Regions from separate parts of the Homo sapiens genome. Here region 1 is linked to region 2. A link is a contact called in ENCODE Hi-C data. All regions are on one chromosome and are shown on one strand. Each heading gives the region's core, a stretch centred on a gene start or an enhancer-like site at or near the end of the contact. The rest is flanking DNA. Distances are from core to core; before and after follow the strand shown.

Region 1 (7,004 bases), core at 2,098-4,597, 2.0 Mb before region 2:
TAGGCAGGTGGCGATTCGCTGTCTTTGCCTGTTATGGCCGCTGCCGTCGCCCTGGAGACAGGTGAGTAGCGCTCTGAGCCTGGAGTCTTCGCAGATAGAACTCTCCTTGGCCCAGACCTCTTCTCCCGCTTCCCCTGGGCCTCCTTCCAGGCCTCACTCCCGGCAGGATTAGTATTTGGACAGGGAGGAGAGAAGGCTCTTGCAGCGTCTAGAAAGGCTAAGGTACTCTGCAGTTTTCCTAATTTGGTTTGTTCGCACACCTTTGCTATTCAAACACGACCCCACCAGCTTCCCAGCGTGGGCGAGACTAAGGGAGAGGACTTGTGTCTTAAAGCGTGTCCTCCTTGTGTCTTAAAGCGTGTCCTTGATTGGTTTTCTGCTTCTCACATGAGCTTGCATACGTTTGAAATATCGTCGCCAGACCTGTGTATCATTGTGTTACTTGTGATTCTTATATATGCATATGTTCCATCATCTTTTAGGCTCTCTGGAGTCTCTTGTTCAGCTTGCATCCTAAGTTTTTCTTAACTGATTCAGCACGTGCTTTTGCGAAACTTAATCACTGTTAACAATTGTTACAATGCATTATTAAAATAGGGGAAGCCACAGTTATTACAGCCTACCTTAGAGATCACTGTTAAAATTCCTACATAGTGGCCCATGAGTGGTAGGTATTGTGTCTCATTTGTGTTGCTGTTTTCTTTGATGATTTCTCTTTACTTTTAAAGGTAACCCTCTTCCATGACTGTTCCTTAAAGTGGTGCGCTGTCCCAGTAGACCATGCTCTAGCTTTCCAAGCTGCTAGAACTGTCAGTGTTTCTCAGCCTTGGCACTATTGACATTTTGGGACCAGTGATTCTTCATCGTTGGCAGAGGGGAGGGTGTTGACCTGTGCACTGTAGGATGTCAGGTGGCATCCCCGGACTCTACCCGCTAGGTGCCAGTAGCACCTAATGTGCCACCCACCCCCTCCCAACAACTTTTCAACCAAACTAAAATGTCTCTAGAGGTTGCCATATATCCTCTGGGGGACAAAATCACACTTAGTTGAGAACCACTGTCCCACATTCTACACACAGAAGCCAAAAGGATATTTTTTAAATGTAAATGGCATCATGTCGTTCCCCTGTTGGAAACCCTTCAATGTTTTCCTGTTGACCTTAGAATAATCTCAAATTCCTTACTGTGGCTTAGAAGACCTTCTGTGGACTGGCCCCTGCTTGCTTTTAACTCCTCTCTTCCGTTCTGCTTCCATGTCTATATAATTGCTTCTCTCTCACTCCAGCCACACTGGCCTTCTTTCTGTTCCTTGAACATTCAAAGCTGGTTCCCATCCACCCTTTGTATTTGCTGTTCTTCTGCCTAGAATGCACCTGTTCCAGATCACTGTTCATTCACACATATCTCAGATTACATGTTAACTAATCAGCAAGGCCTTCCCTGACCATTTTATCAAAAGAAGCCACTTACTTCCATTCTCTATCACATTACCCATGTATTTCCTTCATAGTGCTAATCACAATAGAAAATTGTCTTGTTTCATCATTGCTTGTCTGCCTTTTCACCAGAGTGTAAGCTCCACTAGAGCTGGGACTTTGCCTTTTTTACTGCTATAGCCCAAGTTCCCAGAATACAGACAGTTCCCAACTTAAGATGGTTTGACTTATGATTTTTCGACTTTACAATGGTACAAAAGTGACATTCAGTAGAAATAGTACTTTAAGTACTCTTACAACCATTCTTTTTCACTTTTAGTACAGTATGCAATAAATTACATGAGATATTCAACATTTTATTATAAAACAGGCTTTCTGTTAGATGATTTTGCTCAACTTTAGGTGTTCTGAGCATGTTTAAGGTAGGCTAGGCTAAGCCATGATGTTTAGTAGGTTAGGGGTATTAAGTGCATTTTCAAATTACCATATTTTCAACTTACAATAGTTTCAACGGGAGGTAACCCCATCGTAAGTGGAGGAACATCTAGTGCCTGGCACAGAGCCGGTTCTCAATAAATATAACTCTTCTCCATCTTCTTCAAACCTCAGGCCAGGTTTCAGTGACCTCCTCTCACTTTCTAAGATTATTTTTGCTTGCTGGTGGGTTTACTGTCATTTTTAACCACATCTAACCTACCTTAAAAAAGTGTATGGATGGGGGTGCCAGGTACAAAGACTTAGCATAAAGAAAACGACCATTTACTTTGAAACATAAACAAAGGCCAATTAATAATTTATGAGTCTGTTCCTTGTCCCTCGAGTTTTTAGCAGGCATGGAATCATTCCACAGGTCATTATTTCAGTTTGGTCTCTGTTCCTAAGGGGTGAAGGTTTTCTGAGGGCTGTGGATCCCAAACTCACCTGGCTCAGAGGCTCAAACAGCCTCTCTTTGTCCATCAACCCGATTTAGACAGCATCCTGGGCCTGAAAACCTTCTGTGCTGGCTTCAAGTGAAAATAGTTCACTGGGTCAAAAGTAGGCTGGTCCAAGACGCAGGACGGTCAGTAAACGTTGGCTGTGTTCAGAAACTGCGGCTTGGCTGTTTCTTACATTGATTTATGGTTTGTTTCCATGAAACCGAAAATGATTGGTCCACCTGGCAGCTGGCTGGCTGGCTGGCAACTGGAGGCCTTTCTGTCCTGGCTGAGGGCCCTGGCCCCTTGGTGGCCTTTGGGAAGCAGCATCTCATCGGGCCGTTTTTTCGTTCTGGCGGGCGGCCGGCTTGGCCCGCGGGGTCGGGCTCTCCGCGCAGTGCAGAGACGTCTCCACCCTCAGGGACGAGGCTCTGACGTGGCGGGAGGTCGTTTCCGTGCGCTGCGAGGAGGATTCCACGTGCCGGGAGGACGCCTCGAGGATGCGAGGGAGCCGCTTCCCCGAGGGGGAGAGGGAGGGCCCCTCGCTGCGGCGCTGGGAGGTCTCCACCCGCCGGGACGACGTCTCCACGCGGTGGGACGAGGTCTCCACGCGGACCGTGGACGTCTCTGTGTAGCGGGTGGTCCCCACCCGGGGCGAAGACTGCTTGGCCCCTCGGGCTGAGGCCATTCTGCCGGCGTGAGGGGGCCAGGGAGGCCTCGGGGCACCCTACAGCCCAATGGTCACCGCAGGCAGAAGAGAGGAAAACTACGGTACTGCCATAGCCGGGAGCGCCACAACACGATGACGTGGAAGCACCATGGTCCTTCGAAGGCTAAAACACTGGACTCCTGCCCCTCAGGCGCTCCCACGGCCCGGGCCCCGCCCCCTCGCTATTTTGGAGCCAGCGCGGGTGGAGCCATCCCAGGGCTGGTCGGGGATGGGCGGAGCCGCCCCGCCCCATATCCCACAGTGCCCCGGGACCGGAAGAGGGAGCCGTGGTTTCCGGAACTTCGCCCGCGTCTCTGGGCTTTTGCTCTGTCAGGCTGGTGGCGTTTTGGTGTCTTCGTTTGTTATGGCCGCTGCTGTCGCTATGGAGACAGGTGAGTAGCTCTCTGATCTTGGAGTCTTCGCAGATGGAACTCTCCTTGACCCAGACCTCTTCCCCGTGGCCTCCTTCCAGGCCTTACTCTTGGCAGGGTTAATATTTGGACAGAGAGGAGAGAAGGCTCTTGTAGCGTCTAGAAAGACTAAGGTACTCTTTGCAGTTTTCCTGATTTGGTTTGTTCGCACATCTTTGCTATTCAGACACCACCCCACCAGCTCCCTGGCGTGGGTGAGACTAAGGGAGAGGACTTGTGTGTTAAACCGTGTCCTCCTTGATTGGTTTTCTGCTTCTCACATGAGCTTGCCTAAGTTTGAAATATCGTCGCCAGACTTGTGTATCATTCTGCTACTGGTGCTTCTTTTTTTTTTTTTTTTTGAGACAGCGTCTGGCTCTGTCGCCCAGGCTGGGGTGCAGTGGCGCGATCTCGGCTCACTGCAAGCTCCGCCTCCTGGGTTCACGCCATTCTCCTGCCTCAGCCTCTCAAGTAGCTGGGACTACAGGAGCCCGCCACCGCTCCCGGCTAATTTTTTTTGTATTTTTAGTAGAGACGGGGTTTCACTGTGTTAGCCAGGATGGTCTCGATCTCCTGACCCTGGTGCTTCTTATATGCATGCGCTGCATGATCTTTTAGGCTCTCCGCAGTCTCTTGCATCCTAAGTTTTTCTTTACTGATTCAGCCCCTAGCGTTTGCGAAACTTAATCACTGTTAACAGTTGTTACAACGCATTATTAAAATAGGGGAAGCCACAGTTATTACAGCCTACCTTAGTGATCACTGTTAAAATTCCTACATAGTGGCCCACGAGTGGTAGGAATTCTCCGTTTGTGTTGCTGTTTTCTTTGATGATTTCTCTTTAACTTTAGAGAAACTTCTAACTTACTCCTTTTAATCAGGGCTCCGCTTTTCTTAGATTTCGAAGGAAGGTTTATCTCCTCCCACTCCTAGTTTAGGAAGACCATCTCAACATTAGTCAGGTTTCTTTATTGCTCTTTCCTTACTACAAATCAGTATTATATACAGTGACCTTTGTTTTCCATGATTTTTGCTGTCTTGTCTCCTAGATGATGCTGGAAATCGACTTCGGTTTCAGTTGGAGTTGGAATTTGTGCAATGTTTAGCCAACCCAAATTACCTTAATTGTAAGTTGTTAAGCACCTCATTAAATTGAGTAGCTATTAATGATTTCTGACAGAAGAGTTGCAGTTCAAAATAGTATCTACTTTTACACATTCTCAGTTGAATGACATTACACTTATGCTGGTATATAGATATAATTGCGTACTGGGACTTGTGTTTTGAATCCAATGTGTGTTGGTGGTGGGGGTGTTATGTAAATAGATCCTTTATATTAGGGGTAACAAATCACAGTTTAAGGATTGGTTTGACCTACAGATTTTTTTTTTTAATGCTTTTCAGTTCTTGCCCAAAGAGGTTACTTCAAAGACAAAGCTTTTGTTAATTATCTTAAATACTTGCTTTACTGGAAAGACCCAGAATATGCCAAGTATCTAAAGTAAGTTTAATTTTTATAATCCTAAGCATGTGTATACTTTATTATATAATAGATTTCTTAGTTTCACATTGGCAAAAATGTATTTGGAATCTCTCCACTTCTTTTTGTTATCACCGTCTTAATACAAGACACCCTCATCTCTAACTTGTAACACTGCAGTAATCTACTCCCTGGTTATCTGTGCTTCCACTTTTACCTTCCTGCCCCCATCTCCACCCCAACCCAAACCAAGCAAAACAGCTTTCTACACAGAAACCAGCTTAATCTTTTAAAAATATAAATCAGAACACTTTACTTTCTTGCTTAGAACCTTTCAATGGCTTTCCATTCCATGCAGAATAAAATCCAGTCTTTTTTCTTGGACTAAAGCCTTATACGATCTGGCCCTGCCTTTTCTGACCTTGTCTTTTACCACCCTTCCCATCTCACCAGGTTTCTGGTCCCTAAGAACTCACAATCTGTAAATGTAGTAGCATAAGCCATGGGCTGAAATTAAAAGAGGGTATCTGTAAGGAAGGTGTTTCTGGGGTTATTTGAAGGAGGTGATCTTACCTGAGTCTTAGAGTTGCTGTCTTTTATTTAAGGCCTCTTATTTGCCAGGAACAGTGCTAAATGCTTCATATGCATTAACTCATTTATATATATATATTTACCATTCAGGTCGTTCAGCAGACACTTTCATGTTAAGGCTTACTAAGTTGCAAGAAACATATTATAACCACAAAGCAATTCCCTTTTAATGGTTAAAAAAAAAAAACAAAAAAAACAAAAAAAACCAACCCACCTTGAACTCACACCCCTGCTTTGTCTTAAGCAGGTAGAAAGCAATAATGAACCTTTAAAAAAAAAAAAAAGTTTGAGAGGAAAATGTTTCAAACTTCTCTCAAAGTCACTTTTCTGTGTCCAATAACAATTGACTCACGAAGCACATACGTCTTATGTTGCCTGCAGGACCGTTTGCACCTTTTCTGGCTTTTTATCCATTTAATAATCCAAAGAACAGACTTTTAAGAAAAGTAGACTTCAACGAATATTGTATGTATGTAGATTTACAGACTCAGTGTTGGAAGCCTTAGCCACCAACAAGTTTAATCTTACCCACAACGTTGCCGAGAGATGGTCATCTACACTCTGGAGGTTTCCATTGAGCCCGTGTTACTCTGTCAGGGACAGCTGATTCGATTGTTAGCCAGATATTAGAAAGTTCTTCCTTATATTGTGATATAATGTACCTCCTTGTAGCCCCAGTCTGTTTGTCCCTGGATGAAGCTAGAACCATTCTATACCCTCTTGAGGACAACAGCCTTCCAGATATTTACATTCAAGAGAGACTGCAAATTAGCCCCTTTTGGGTGTTTTATTCAGTCTGCAGAAGATTTTAGTTTTTTTAATACTTGCCAACATTTAAAGATCAGAAAGTTGTATATAACAAATGCAGATTTCCAGCTACTCTTTCAAATCTGGAAGATCTAGTAACCATAGATCTTAATTCTCCCAAGTCAACAACTGGGCTGAAGCTGAGAGCAGCTGTCACTACTAGCTGCTTTCCACCTGGTGGAAGAGACACTTTCTACCACTTGGCCTGCTTCATTGATAGCCAGTAGGTGCCACTATAACATCTCTCTTCCATCTATTTTTCTCAACTACCCTCTGCCATTGTGCCATGGTGTCCAGAGTTCTCATGAGTTGAGGTTCCCTCCTTTGGATATTTGGCAGTTGTACTTTATGCAGTTCAGCCAAGAACTAAACACAGGCCTTCAGGTGTGGTCAGAGTACAGTGGGCCAGAGGTCCTTTCTTTTCTTCATGTGGTCATACACCTCTGTTAATTCAACTTAAGTTTATATTACTTTTGGGGGTGGGAGTGGGGAAGAGGATCACATTGTTGACTTGCTGGAAGCATTATGTCAACTAAAATCCTTCAGTTCTTATTTTCATCATGCTGTTGGGTTCTCCCTATGTTGTTTCTTTTTAAAAACACCAAATGCAGAACTTCCCTTTTATACTGCTTCTATTTCATCTTGTTGACTTGTAGC
Region 2 (6,625 bases), core at 3,647-6,146:
CTGGGCAACACAGTGAAACCCTGTCTCTATCAAAAATACAAAAAATCATCCAGGCATAGCGGCAAGCGCCTGTTTTCCCAGCTACTCGGGAGACTGAGGCAGGAGAATTGCTTGAACCTGGGAGGTGGAGGTTGCAGTGAGCCGAAATCGCACCATTGCACTCCAGCCTGGGTGACAGAGCGAGACTCTGGGTCAAAAACAAACAAACAAACAAACACAAAAAAACAAAAGCCACAAAAAAAAAAAAGGAGGAAGAGGTGAGTGAACTAATTTTGAAAGTGGTCAGTTCATTGAATATTTTTTGGCTTTACATAAGCTTGGGAGTTTGAGGATTCAGAAAATAAGCATGCAGACCGTATTAGTTATCTATTTCTGCTTTACAACGACCTCAAAACTCAGTGGTGTGATGGCACATGCCTGTGGTCCCAGCTACTTGGGAAGCTGAGGTGGGAAGATCACTTGAGCCTGGGAGGTGGAGGCTACAGTCAGCTGTGACCATGCCACTGCACTCCAGCTTGAGTGACAGAGCAAGACCCTGTCTCAAAAACAAAACAAAACAAAAAACACCCATTACCTTACACAGTTTTGGGAGTCAGTTGGTTCTAGTTCAAGAGTCTTATGAGGTTTCAGTCAAGAGATTGGCTGTAGTCATCTGAAGTCTTAACCGGGGCAGGAGGATCTGTTTCCAAGATGGCTGCCCCACGTGGTTGGTAGTTGGAGGGTTCAGTTCCTCACTGGCTCGTAGCAGGAGGGCTCAGTTCCTTGCCACGTGGACCTCTCCATAGAGTTTCTTGAGTGACCTCATGACATAGTAGTTAATTTCTCTCAGAGAAAGCAGAACAAGAAAGAGGGAGAGTGGGGAGGGAGGAGACGGAAAGCCCTAATGTCTTTTAGGACCTAGCTTTGGAAGTCACACACATCATTTCATACTGCATTGGCTTTGCAGACCAACCCAGACACAATGTAGGAGACTATGGAAAGGCATGCATATCAGGAGGTCGGAATCACTGGGGGATGTTTTAAAGAATGGCCACCACGAGCATGCCCTCTGAATTCTGGTGATTTACATTCCTTCCACATGCAAAATACACTCGCTCCCTCTCAAGCTACCCCAAAGTCGAATCCCATTATAGCATCAGCTCAAAGTCTAGAATTTCATCATCTAAATCAGGTCCATGTATAGATGAGATTTCTCAACTGTATTACCTTAAGTATACTTCCAGAATACAATTCCTCCTCTTCTTTTTTTTTTTCTTTTTTAAAGAAGTTTCACTCTGTTGCCCAGGCTGGAGTGCAGTGGCACGATCTCAGGTCACTGCAATCTCTGCCTCTGGGGTTCAAGCGATTCTCCTGCCTCAGCCTCCTGAGTAGCTGGGATTACAGGTGTCCACCACCATGCCTGGCTACTTTTTGTATTTTTAGTAGAGATGAGGTTTCACCATGTTGGTCAGGCTGGTCTTGAACTCCTGAACTCAGCTGATTCTCCCACCTCGACCTCCCAAAGTGCTGGGATTACAGGCATGAGCCACCGTGCCTGGGCTCCTCTTCTTCTGAAGACCTGTAAACTAAAGAGAAAGTCATCTGACCCCACCCCCAACATACAATGTTGGAACAGGCATAGGCTAACCACCATAGATATCCCTATCCAAGACGGGAAGAAATGGCCTGGGTCTTTCCTCTCCCATCACAACTGCATCATAATCTAACCTCACTCAGTCTACCCACAAGTTACTGTGAATTACTTTTGGAAGCCTTCCCAACTCTTCAATCACACTTTTAATCTGCAAGAAAATTACTGGGTTTGTGCCATTTCTATGGAAGATGAATTTTACCCACCACATTTTGATTTTTCTGAATTTCACTTATAAAAAAAACCTTTTGGTTGGGCACGGTGGCTCACACCTGTAATCCCAGCACTTTGGGAGGCTGAGGCAGGCTGATCACATGAGGCCAGGAGTTCGAGACTAGCCTGGCCAACATAGCGAAAACCCATCTCTACTAAAAATACAAAAAATTAGCCGGGCATGGTGGCAGGCGACTGTAATTCCAGCTACTCGAGAGACTAAGGCAGGAGAATTGCTTGAGCCCGGGAGGCAGAGGTTTTAGTGAGCCAAGATCGCGCCACTGCACTCCAGCCTGGGCGACAAGAGCAAAACTCCTTCTCAAAAAAAGAAAAAAAAAAAAAGCTCAACTTTACTCATAATAAGGGTAATGCAAATTAAAATTAAAACTAGGGTACCATTTTTCACCTATCCGATTGGCTAAGGTAAGGTTATGAACACACCATTGGCAAGAGTGAGGAAGAATGGGCATTCTCATACACAGTCCACTGGTGGGAGTCTAAATCAGTACAACTTTCTACAGAGGGCAATTGAGCAGTTTCTGCCTAAATTCGATATGCTTTTGGTCCAGAAATTCTATCTCCAGGGTTTTGTTCTACAGAGATACTTTCATACGAGAAATGCTGTATATGCGAGGTTTATTTCTTTCAGCACTTTTTCATAGCTACAAAAGATTACTAATAACCTGTGTCCACTACAAGAGACTAGTAGAATTTATGGCGTTACAGCAAATGGCAGCCTTAGCAAAGAACAAGGAAGCTCTTTATGCATGGATATGGAATGACCTCCTGTTGCACTATGGAAAAACGAGATGCAGAATAAGGCATGCTACAATGTGCAGAAAAAGACAAAGATAGGCGTGTATTTGCTCAGTAATATTAGTGCACAGAAGAGACTGGTAACTGTGATTGCTGGGAGTGGAGCAACTGGGTGGCTTGGGGCCAAGAGGAGGGAGAAACTAGTGAATATCACTTTGTACCTTTTGAATTTTGAATCACATGAATGTACTTCCCAGTAAACAATTAAGCAGGGCCGGACATGATGGCTCATGGCTGTAATCCCAGCACTTGGGGAGGCCGAGGCAGGTGGATCACTTGAGGTCAGGAGTTCAAGACCAGCCTGGCCAACATGGTGAAACCCCATCTCGACTGAAAATACAAAAAGTAGCCGGGCATGTTGGTGGGTGCCTGTAATCCCAGCTACTCTGGAGGCTGAGGCAGGAGAATCGCTTGAACCCGGCAGGTGGAGGTTGCAGTGAGCCGAGATCACACCACTGTACTCTAGCCCGGGCAACAGAGCAAGACTCCATCTCATTAAAAAAAAAAACACCAAAAACAAAAAACAAGCAAACCAGAAAATATGCATCACAGACATATTTTCGTGGACTTCATTTGTGTTACCAGGCTGATTGTAATCCATGCCATGAAGTTTATGTTAGTATTCCCCTTTTGTTTACATTGCCTGATAATTTGTTTCCCTTTGTCTCCCCCAAGGGAAGCATTCATTTATAATGAATTTTTCAGCTCAGTGTGTTTCAGCAAACACTTATTGACACCCACAAACCCTGACACTGTGCCGTCTCCAGGGGAAACAAAAGTGAGAGTCCTGCTGGGTGTGTAGTCCCTGCCTAGGACGGGCTCACATTAGTGGGGGATACACACATACAAATGCTCACACTGCAGTATTAACTGTGCAACAGTAGAAGTGTGCGCAAGGAGAAAAGTGTTAGAAAGGAAAGCTGGGCCGGGCGCCGTGGCTCACACCTGTAATTCCAGCACTTTGGGAGACTGAGGTGGGTGGATCACAAGGTCAGGAGTTCAAGACCAGCGTGGCCAACATGGAGAAACCCCGTCTCTACTAAAAATACAAAAATTATCCAGGCATGGTGGCAGGCGCCTGTAATCCCAGCTACTCGGAAGGCTGAGGCAGAGAATTGCTTGAGCCCGGGAGGCAGAGGTTGCCGTGAGCCGAGATCGTGCCATTGCACTCCACCCTGCATTCCAGGGTGACAGAGTGAGACTCTATATCTCAAAAAAAAAAAAAAAAGGAAAGCTAATTCACTCTGGTGGGGTGGTGGGGGGTGAAAGTACCGGGTAAGACTTTCCTGAGAAACCGGAGGTGAACTAGGGTTTAGAAGCATGAATAGATGAATAGACTAATCCAGGAGCAAGTTCTTTTGAGAGAACAGCAGGTGGGGTTCTGGGGAACACATGGCTCCAGCCCAAAAAGAAACTGGAGACGAATTAGGGTTTAGAAGCATGACCAGACTAACCCAGAAGTGAGTTCTTTGAGAGAACAGCAGGGGCGGCGGGGGGAGGGGGGGTTCCGGGGAACACATGGCTCCAGCACAGGAGATGCCAGGGTGCAGTGGGATGAGAGGTGAGGAGAGCAGGTCAGGTTAGCAAGGGCATTGAATGCCAGAAACATTTGGACTTTTATTCTGCAGGCAACAGGGAGGCAGCGGCTTTTATGCTCAAAAGGAATGAGTCCCAGTGGCTGGCACAGAGAAGGCAAGTGTGCAAAGCTGGTCGAATGAATTCCGTGGCCTGAATGTACCTTCCTCAAATGCCACTGCAAACTGGGTCTCCTCGCCCACTTCACCCTCTCCTGCAATCCAACTTGTGAGGCTTGTGTGTGCGCGCGCGTGTCCTTGCGTGTGTGTGTGTGTGCACGCGTGCGTTTAGATGGAGGTTGGCTTCCCAGCCACCCAGGCTTGGCCCAAAGTCCGTGGTACACACGTGCATAACTCCTACCCCCACCTCGCCTGCCTGCTGTACCAGGCGTTGATTCCCTCTTCCTGCGTGTTTTCGGTCCAAATCCTTTTCTTTTTCTCCCTCCCGTCAAGATAGTGGTTTCCACTCCCTGCTCTCGCCAGGACACCGCCTTTTGGACTGGGGCTGAATTCTGCCCCTTGAAGCTCTGCTCCTTGGAGCTGGGGGCCCCAGCGGTAGGCGGAGTTGATTGGAGACCTGCCACCCACATTCCGACCCCAAGCGACCTCCGAGAGGGCGGGGTCTCAGGCTGGGTTATTTAGCTCGTCCACCCTTCTCCACCAGAAGGAGCGAAACATCTTTGAGCAAGATGGGTCTCTACCGCATCCGCGTGTCCACTGGGGCCTCGCTCTATGCCGGTTCCAACAACCAGGTGCAGCTGTGGCTGGTCGGCCAGCACGGGGAGGCGGCGCTCGGGAAGCGACTGTGGCCCGCACGGGGCAAGGTGAGCTCCCCAGAGCCGGGCGGGGTGGGCTGCGCCCCTGGCTCCGAGTCAGTCAAATACCGGGGAGGACATGCGCCCCCGTTGGCCTCTGGCCGATTCTCTTTGCCAAGGGCCCGCGCATTGGGCTCAAAGCGCGCGGAGGCCACGGGGGTGGGGGGCTTTAGGGCAGTCGGTGGCACACAGTAAGCGCTCAATAAATGTTGCCGCTACCCGATCTCCTTGGAATTGAGGGCATGCTCCTGTGCGCCCCTCATTGCACAAAGCTCCCTTGTCTGGAAACTCAGCAGTCACTGGAGCCGCCGTCGGTCCTCTCGCTTTCTCTATTTTAAAAACCGTTTCAACCGCTAGCGCTGTTGGATCTCTACCTTTCAGGCTTTATCACCTGGGGTGGAGTGGGTGGTGAGAGGGAAGGGATGGGGAGTCAAGACAGGAGAACGCTCTCGATTTCCCGACCCACCTCCCGTCATATCTCATGTCACATCTACCGGGTGTTCTACCCGGTCCTGTTAACTTTTTTTCTTCCGCGAAAGCCCAAATTCCCATCACTGCTCTAGCTCTCTCCCAGATCCCCAAATCCGGATGTCTGTCTCAGGGAACGTCAAAGCAACATGCCCGGATGAGGTCCTCCCCTCTCCCCACCTCCCAGCCCTCTCCTCCTGCCTCCCCCGGTGTCACCCGCGCCTCCTTCCTCTCTTCACCTCCCTCTAAACAAGAATCCGGCGCAGTCAGTTCTAGACCCTGAGCATCTCCCGCGTCCCTGCCCAATATCCGTCCCGCCCCCGACCGCCCGCGTCCTCTTGAACCTGCGGAGCCCTGCTCCCCGCACTCCACGCCCTTGCTCCGAGCTTCCGAGAAAGCGGGGCAAAGGGAGCCAGGAAGAGAGAAAATGCGCACGGAGCAGGTGGCCCCGCGACTCCATGGTGAGGGGACGGGGCACGGAAGGTGGAAAGGCGCGCTCCCTCCTCCCTTTTTTCCTCCCTATGGTGGGCAGTTGGTGACACACAGTAAAGGCTCAATAAATGTTCCCGCTACTCGATCTCCTTGGAATTAAGGGGATGCTCCTGAGCGCCCCTCATTCCACACAGCTCTGGTGCCTGGAAACTGCGGTCGCCGGAGCGGTCGTCGGTCCTCCCGGTTTCTCTATTTTAAAAGCCATTTCAAACCTCCAGCGGCCTCGCCACCTCTGCTGCAGACCTTCCAAGCCCTTCTGAAGCCGGAATGATTTCTCCCTAATTCACTCCCCCTGCTTAACACATTCGAACGGCTCCCGCTTGTTCTCGGGACCAAATCCAAAGCCCCTGGCGCCACCTTCGAGAGCCTCCGGACCTGCTGACCCCCCACACCTGGGCTCTGAGCTCCAGCTCCAAGATGCTGCTCGCCCTCCCTTCCCCGCCGCTCTCTTTCTGCGCGCCTTTCCCCTGCCTTCCCTTTCTGTCACTCTCCCTGGCTGAGCCCTCTCCGCCTCCAGGTCTCCGGGAAGGTTGTCCCCAGGCCGGTGGGGCCCCTGCAGGTCCTCAGCCTCGGGCGGGGTGGGGTGGGGGGTCGCACAGCGGGAATTGCCACCAGCG

Evidence for each region. A loop is a pair of places that touch in the nucleus more often than their neighbours do. Pooled maps may share reads with other maps.
Region 1: a loop to region 2 is called in a map of CD4-positive, alpha-beta memory T cell, with 21 times the contacts of the local background. The contact joins the promoter of MED31 here to the promoter of ALOX15 in region 2. A Hi-C loop is called at or near these places in 4 of 168 maps with a recorded cell type or tissue (CD4-positive, alpha-beta memory T cell, GM11168, GM18951 and 1 more), 3 of 37 single-sample maps with no recorded cell type and 7 of 50 pooled maps.

The regions. Positions count from the first base shown.
Region 1 is chr17:6,647,948-6,654,951 of GRCh38, reverse strand. It overlaps MED31 (mediator complex subunit 31), which reads left to right and starts at 3,347. Exons shown (of 4, transcript NM_016060.3): 1 at 3,347-3,451; 2 at 4,519-4,596; 3 at 4,874-4,970. The coding sequence starts at 3,424. C17orf100 (chromosome 17 open reading frame 100) reads right to left here and starts at 3,190. Exons shown (of 1, transcript NM_001105520.2): 1 at 1,476-3,190. The coding sequence starts at 3,038. The coding sequence ends at 2,682. RefSeq lists silencers at 2,823-2,872, 3,173-3,252 and enhancers at 3,503-3,632, 3,703-3,782, 3,873-3,932.
Region 2 is chr17:4,639,949-4,646,573 of GRCh38, reverse strand. ALOX15 (arachidonate 15-lipoxygenase) reads left to right here and starts at 4,896. Exons shown (of 14, transcript NM_001140.5): 1 at 4,896-5,057. The coding sequence starts at 4,923. It overlaps LOC105371499 (a long non-coding RNA gene), which reads right to left and starts at 1,565. Exons shown (of 3, transcript XR_001752768.2): 1 at 575-1,565.